Linked DNA regions of Homo sapiens: region 2 is linked to region 1. Evidence: chromatin contacts called from ENCODE Hi-C data. All regions are on one chromosome and are shown on one strand. The core of a region is the stretch at or near the end of the contact, and the rest is flanking DNA. Distances in the headings are between cores, read along the strand shown.

What was found. A loop is a pair of places that touch in the nucleus more often than their neighbours do. Pooled maps may share reads with other maps.
Region 2: a loop to region 1 is called in a map of ovary, with 5 times the contacts of the local background. The contact joins the promoter of UFC1 here to the promoter of PEX19 in region 1. A Hi-C loop is called at or near these places in 1 of 168 maps with a recorded cell type or tissue (ovary) and 4 of 50 pooled maps.

Annotation. Positions count from the first base shown.
Region 1 is chr1:160,283,354-160,286,959 of GRCh38, forward strand. It overlaps PEX19 (peroxisomal biogenesis factor 19), which reads right to left and starts at 1,780. Exons shown (of 8, transcript NM_002857.4): 1 at 1,702-1,780; 2 at 177-286. The coding sequence starts at 1,771. LOC107985219 (a long non-coding RNA gene) reads left to right here and starts at 1,012. Exons shown (of 3, transcript XR_001738265.2): 1 at 1,012-1,502; 2 at 2,964-3,008.
Region 2 is chr1:161,151,977-161,155,582 of GRCh38, forward strand. It overlaps UFC1 (ubiquitin-fold modifier conjugating enzyme 1), which reads left to right and starts at 2,002. Exons shown (of 6, transcript NM_016406.4): 1 at 2,002-2,144. The coding sequence starts at 2,022. RefSeq lists enhancers at 1,584-2,364, 1,602-2,801, 1,690-1,739, 1,830-1,879, 1,920-2,309.

The DNA.
Region 1 (3,606 bases), core at 530-3,029:
CCCCCACTCAACCTCAAGTCCTTATTTCACAAGGACTGAGGCTGGCAAGAGCACTCACCAATGTGAGGCCAAGGTACCCTCCCACATTCCCCTCTGGCCCATAGGGGCCTGCCCAACCTCTGCTCAGGGCTGCATGCCCATCCCCTCCCCATCCCTTAAGGGGGTGGAATTTATACTTTGGCAGTGTCTCCTGGCGATCTCTTCTGGGGCCCCGAAGCATCAGGGGCCGTGGTGGTAGAAGGGGGTGCTGGGGAGGGTTTGGCTTTATCGAAATCATCAAGAGCACCTTCAGAGACAAGAGACATGGTGTGTGTGTTGGCGACAGATGAGAATGCAAGCAAGGCTGGGTGGTTTCTGGGCAAAGCATTAGGAATATGATTTTTCAAATTGCCAACTTTCCTCAATTTTCCTCCTTGAGTCCCCCACCTCCCCAGACCACCCTCAATGAGCCTCCTACTTCCTTCTGGATTACCTAATTTATTGTGAGCAAAGGCAAAGAAATCCCTTAAGGTGGAACAAATGTCCATCTCAGAGCTGGGAGGAGAGGATTAAAAAGTTCTGCAGAGACATCTCCATCTATAGTGTCTCCCTTGCCACACCCTAACGATTCCCTAGAAATCCCATACAAATACCCAACAGTAGTAGAGAACACAGATGTCCTCATCCCTCTGAACTCACTCTGGAGCTCTAAAAGGAATAACTTGGTGAGAAAGCACAGGACATCCCACCCAGCTTCCTGTTGGTACTGGTACCAGCACAGACTGAGGGACTACATACCAGACTCCATGGTACGGCATTAAACTATCTTCTCTTATTCTCCAGTTTAGTGCTCCCCAACAACCTTCTAGAGCTCCCTTTGGCCTGATCTCTGCAGATAACCGTACACTAATTTACACAGTCACTTGGCACTCCTCAGGGTTTCTGTTCATTTTTCTGCCTGCCCACATCTCCGTGATTGAGCAAGCGATTACAAATTCACCTCTGCCCTGAAAAGCCTGTGTCCTCACCACCATTCTGTTCGCCAGGCCTAGGGAGAGAGCACTGGCCCTACTCTGGGCAGGAAGTCAACAGGGGAGTGGAGAGTAATGCTAAGAAAACATCCCCCGTCTTTCAGGAGGGTGAACTGCTTTCCCCTGAAATCGCCACATCCTCAGTTTCTCAAAATAAGGGAAAGGAGTCCGCTTGAGCTACTGACAAGATGAAAGAACTGTTAAGGGGCCTAACGAGAGAAAGAGAAAAGGACTAGGAGGAGAAAAGTGTCTTTCGTGTTAAGGAAGACAGGACGAGGCACACAAGGACCGGCCACGAGCTTGCTAGGAGTTAATGTAAGCAATCAGTGAGTGCGTAGTTCGCTACCCAGCAAGAACCAAATGCTGCTGCTGCTGCTACTGCTGCTGAAGTCGAACTTTAAGAACTCAGTAACCTAAAGAGGAGTTTGAAGAGGTATCATGAAACGCCGTCCTGCGGAAACATCCACCATCCGGACCACTGAGGGACCCCAGGTGAGCTCCCCAGCTCCAGTCGCCGGGGTGGGGCAGGATGACCCAGAGATTTTTGGGGGGCTCGGGGGTCAGACTCTCCGCCCCCATTTAACCTTTGGAGAGCCTCTCCTGCCCGTCCCTAATATCTCAGGTTCACTTAACCCCCAGAATGGGTCCTCACACGTGCCCTCTTCGGGCCTTTCCCACTATGGGCTCTTACTTTCCAGAAGCTCCTCCAATTCCCTGTCCGCTTCGGCCCCGACACTACAGCCTTCCTCAGCGGCGGCCATCTTGCTACCTCCGACTTGCCGTAGGAGGCGGGACCTCCTCGGTGCCGACACGCCCTCCACCCCTTCGCTCCCGCCCTCTTCTGCCTCGGGTAACCAATGGTATTGTTGACCAGTGCGGAACCGCCATTTTTAAAGGGCCAGGAAGCTTTGAGTGTTTGTGTTTTGGGTATTTTTCCCTTTTCTCCTGTGAAACAGAATTAGGGATAAGATAGGGTTATTTTCTGTCTGGTTTTAGAGGCCCGGACTCCTTTCTTTCAACTTCCCAAATTACCTGGCGAAGCTCTTTCATTATTTTTTCCTGAGCTGTGAGTAGGCCAGATTGAGACAAACTGCCTACAAATAACCAGAATCTAAACATATATAATTGATATGACAATTATGGCACATAACATACTACTTTCTCTCACTTCATTTTTTTTTTTTTATTTTTTTTTGAGAAGGAATCTTGCTCTGTCGCCTACGCTGGAATGCAGTGGCGCCATCTCGGCTCACTGCAGCCTTGGCCTCCCGGGTTCAAGCGATTCTTCCTGCCTCAGCCTCCCGTGTAGCTGGGATGACAGGCGCGCGACACCACGTCCGACTAATTTTTGTAGAGACGGGGTTTTAACATGTTGGCCAGGCTGGTTGGCCAGGCTGGTCTCGAACTCCGGACCTCAGCTGATCCGCCCACCTCGGCCTCCCGAAGTGCTGGGATTACAGGCGTGAGCCACTGCGCCCGGCTTCACTTCATTGTTTCCCTCAAATATTATCTTTTCTGAAACGCTTTCCTTGGCCATTCCCGTTCCTTTTCTTCCTAACACTGAACAGTATCTGACATACTATCTACCGTACTTTTTTATTCTCCGCTCCCCACCCTGCAGAATTTAAACACCATGAACGCAAAGATTTTCGTCTGTTGTCTTCACTGCTGTAAAGCCCAACTCCCAGGCTAGGGTTTAAAACTTAGTAGGCATTCATTGGCCACTCTTTGCTCTCGCAGTCCCTAATCAGGCACATCTGTCTGCCCAATCTAGTGGCATCTCTCATTTCCTATTATCTATTAGAACTGTTTGATTAAAGGACACAGGGCCGGCCAGGAACTTAGAACTCCATGTTATTAAGAGAGCCTCTGGTACCTTGGACTGAGCAGGGCAATTCGAATGCAGTAGTAATAGACTTACTTTCCCTGAACAATCTCCTTTTCTCCACACAGAACCCAACCTCCAACTGAGTGAACACGGGGAATGCTCAGATAGAGGTAACTCTAGACGTCCCTTTCCTCCTTTGGAATTGTTCTATTCAGATGTCAGAATGTAGCAACTGTTTCACATACAAATCTGTTTTCGCACTTAGAGAGCACCTATTATTAAGGTCTTGTTCTGGGCACAGTGAGGACAGAGAGATAAATCAGGACCACCCCCTGCTGTAAGGTAGCTAAGTGGGGGTGAGCCGGAGGTATGATGAGATATACACACAGTATGATACAAGGTAAGAATTTTAAATGAAAAAAAATCCTGTGTTAAGTCACCTCATCACTTTCATTCTTAGCTTCCTAAACACACATTTGAGTACTGCATCAAGCACCAGATCAAGCACTTACTATGTCCTTCACAGATAGGGCACAGACTTGTAAAATCATATCTGCAAAACCTGTTTTCTTCCAACCACAAGTAGTGTGTTTTGGGATCAAAATATTATGAACTGTGAGTTAGAAAGCCTAAATTCCAGCCCCAATTCTGCCACTAATCACTTTTGAAGTCCTTTACAATTCTAAACTTCTGTAATCAAATCCTTTCCTGATAAACCTGTTTTCCAACACCTGCAACATAATTTATTCCAGACTTTCTCATTCAAAC
Region 2 (3,606 bases), core at 752-3,251, 870 kb after region 1:
CATGTCACTGCACTCTAGCCTGGGTGACAGAGTGAGACTCTGTCTCAAAAACAAAACAAAACAAACAAACAAAAAAACTTACTGCCACAGGCTGGAATGATTCACTGAATAAACAGTGAAATAAACATAAATAAAATAAATAAATATATTTTTAAAAATTTTGGTCTTACTTTGACCCCCCAGGCTGGAGTGAAGTGGTATAATCTTGGCTCATTTGCAATCTCGACCTCCGGGGTTCAAGAGATCCTCCTGCTTCAGCCCCCAAAATAGTTGGGACTACAGGTGCCCGCCACCACTCCGGCTAATTTTTGTATTTTTTGTACAGCTGGGGTTTCACCACGTTGCCTAAGCTATTTTCGAACTCCTGGGCTCAAGCCATCTGCCCACCCCGGCCTCTGAAAGTGCTGGGGTTATCTGCGTGAATCACCGCACCCGGCCAAACAAGATATTTAAATCTATAATTAACGTTTTTAGGTTTTATTTATTTTTTGAGACGGAATCTTGTTCTTGTTGCCCAGGCTGGAGTGCAATGGCAGGATCTCGGCTCATTGTAACCTCCGCCTCCCGGGTTCAAGCGATTCTCCCGCCTCAGCCTCCAAGTAGCCGGGACTACAAGCGTGCGCCACCATGCCTAGCTAATTTTGTATTGTTAGTAGAGACGGGTTTCACCAGTCAGGCTGGTCTGGAGCTCCTGACCTCAAGTGATCCACCTGCCTTGGCCTCCCAAGTTGCTGGGATTACAGGCTTGAGCCACCACGCCAGCCAAACAGGATATTTAAATTAAAGCCAAAATGGCCGGCGCGGTGGCTCACGCCTGTAATCCCAGCACCTTGGGAGGCTGAGGCAGGTGGATCACCTGAGGTCAGGAGTTCAAGACCAACCTGGCCAACATGGCGAAACCCGGTCTCTACTAAAAATACAAAATCAGCCGGGCGTGGTAGCACATGCCTGTAATCCCAGCTACTCAGGACGCTGAGGCAGGAGAATCAATTGAACCCGGGAGGCGGAGGTTGCGGTGAGCCGAGATCATGCCATTGCACTCCAGCCTGGGCAACAAGAGTGAAACTCGGTCTCCAAAAAAAAAAAAAAAAAAAGCAAAAATTAATGTGTTTAGATTTTAAGTCCAACTGGAGTTTGTTTATTGTTTCCCCACAAGTAATCCCAGCACTTTGGGGAGGCTGGGGCAGGAGGATCGCTTGAGCCCGGGAGATGGAAGATGCAGTAAGCTATGATCGTACCACTGTACTCCAGCCTGGGCAACAGATTGAGACACTGTCTAAAAAAAAAAAAGTCTAGGACTCAGTGAATGGCTAGACTAAGGCAGAAATCTTGCAGGGATTTGTCTTTTGATTCTGCATGGTTTCTAATCTTTATCAGGAGTTAAACATCCTTCTACAGGATAACTGCATCTAGAGGCAGGACTATATATAAGCAAAGGAAAAGTTCTTCGAAGAGGAAACACGAATCGCTCGTTTTAGGAAGTCAGTGCCTTGAAAAGCGCCTTGGGGTTGGGGGCTCGGGGCTGGGGGAGGGATAGCATTAGGAGAAATACCTAATGTAAATGACGAGTTGATGGGTGCAGCAAACCAACATGGCACAAGTATACCTATGTATCAAACTTGCACGTTGTGCACATGTACTCTAGAACTTAAGGTATAATAAAAATAAATAAATAAGTAAAAATGCCTTCAGCAGCCTGAAGTTCTAAGAGCTTTCCAAGTTTGGGAAGGTGTCCGGGTTTTCTGCGATTACTTCTCTGAGCATGAACGGAAGTCACCCTTTGTGCCTTATGCGGTGATTTTAATGATAGGTGTCATATATAGGACGGAGTAATCTGTTTACATTCTGTTCTTCTCGATGCACTCACAAGCGGGTAACTAGGTGACAAGAAAACAAAGATCTTATTCAAAAGAGGTCTTACAGCAACCCAACGTCTCATCTTCCCATAGTAAAGATGACGGCGCCTTGAGGTAAGCTACAGGCAACACCACTTCCGCGTTTCTCTTGCGCCCTGGTCCAAGATGGCGGATGAAGCCACGCGACGTGTTGTGTCTGAGATCCCGGTGCTGAAGACTAACGCCGGACCCCGAGATCGTGAGTTGTGGGTGCAGCGACTGAAGGAGGAATATCAGTCCCTTATCCGGGTTAGTTGTGTTTCTACAGTCTAACGCGTAGCATAAGGGTTGGGAGAAATCAGGTGTCCTCAATAATAGGCTCCGTGTGGAAGCCGCTTCCGGTTTTTAAGTTTAACGCCCAAATTCATAGAAATGGGACTATTGTGGGGCTCGGGGACTAAGGAGGGATGGTGGGGAGAGGGCAAAAAAGACTCGGGTGAGGTGCACAGTGGGGCCAGACCTTGCGGCTAAAAGCAGCAGTTATTTTAGGGATACGCTTCCCCAGAAGGTGACGTGTCTCCCTGGCTACAGGTGTTTGTTCACCTGGATGTGAACAAAAATCCTCAGGGCGCCAACTCCCAGTCCGCATCTCTCTGCCCCCTTCTTCACTCTTCACTGTTTTGTTTGTTTGTTTGACGGAGTCTCGCTCTGTTGCTAGGCTGGAGTGCAGTGGCGCGATCTCGGCTCACTGCAACCTCCGACTCCCGGGTTCAAGCGAGTCTCCTGCCTCAGCCTCCTGAGTAGCTGGGACTACAGGCGCGCGCCACCACACCCAGCTAATTTTTGTATTTTCAGTAGAGACGGGGTTTCACCGTGTTGGCCAGGATGGTCTCGATCCCCTGACCTCGTGATCCTGATCCACCCGCCTCGGCCTCCCAAAGTGCTGAGATTACAGGCGTGAGCCACCGCGCCTGGCCTCACTCTTCACTCTTTCAAGCCACATTAGGGCTGAAAATTCAAGTAGGTGTTAACTACAGAGAGTTGGGGAGTTTAGCTCATAGTTAGAAACGGGCTGTCTTCTCAGTTATCTCTACTGTGGAAGGTGAGAAAAGTTTGTCTTCCTTGTAGTTTCTGCCTGCTTCAAAGACCAGCAGTTCTAGTTCTCCTACCTCATGTATTCATTCACTAAAAAAAAAAAATTACTGTGCATATAGAACCTAGGGAGGAGATACCAAGCCGAATAAGGAGGAACTTACTGAGGTAGACAAAACCAGATCATTATAATACAGTGTTTAAGTGGAGAGAGACTGAGACAGATATGGACAGATATAAAGCGAGAAATGGCTAGGATGTTTTGAGAGCATAAGAGGAGACATCCAGTTTGCATTCGGTCACGGAAGGTTTCCTGGAAGAGGTAATGCTTGAGCTGAAACTTAAAGAGTAAACATAAGCTAGCCTGATAAAACATAAGAGTAGAAGGACATTCAAGCCAAAAGGGACAGCATGAGCAAAGGCATAGAATCTAGAAACGGCACAGGCACCAGCATGATGTGTTTGAAGAAACAAAGTAGCTCAGAGTTGTTAGAGCATCAAATGTGAGGCAGGGAATGGTAGACAAAGCTAGGAGACATATTTGAGCACTTGAATTTTCTCTTGGAGGCTTTGGGATACCGTTAAAAGTTATTAAGCTGAGGAATTACATGGCCGATTTGGGTTTAGATCAGTCACATTGGCAATAAGGGGAAAATACAATTGACAGGGACAAGACTGA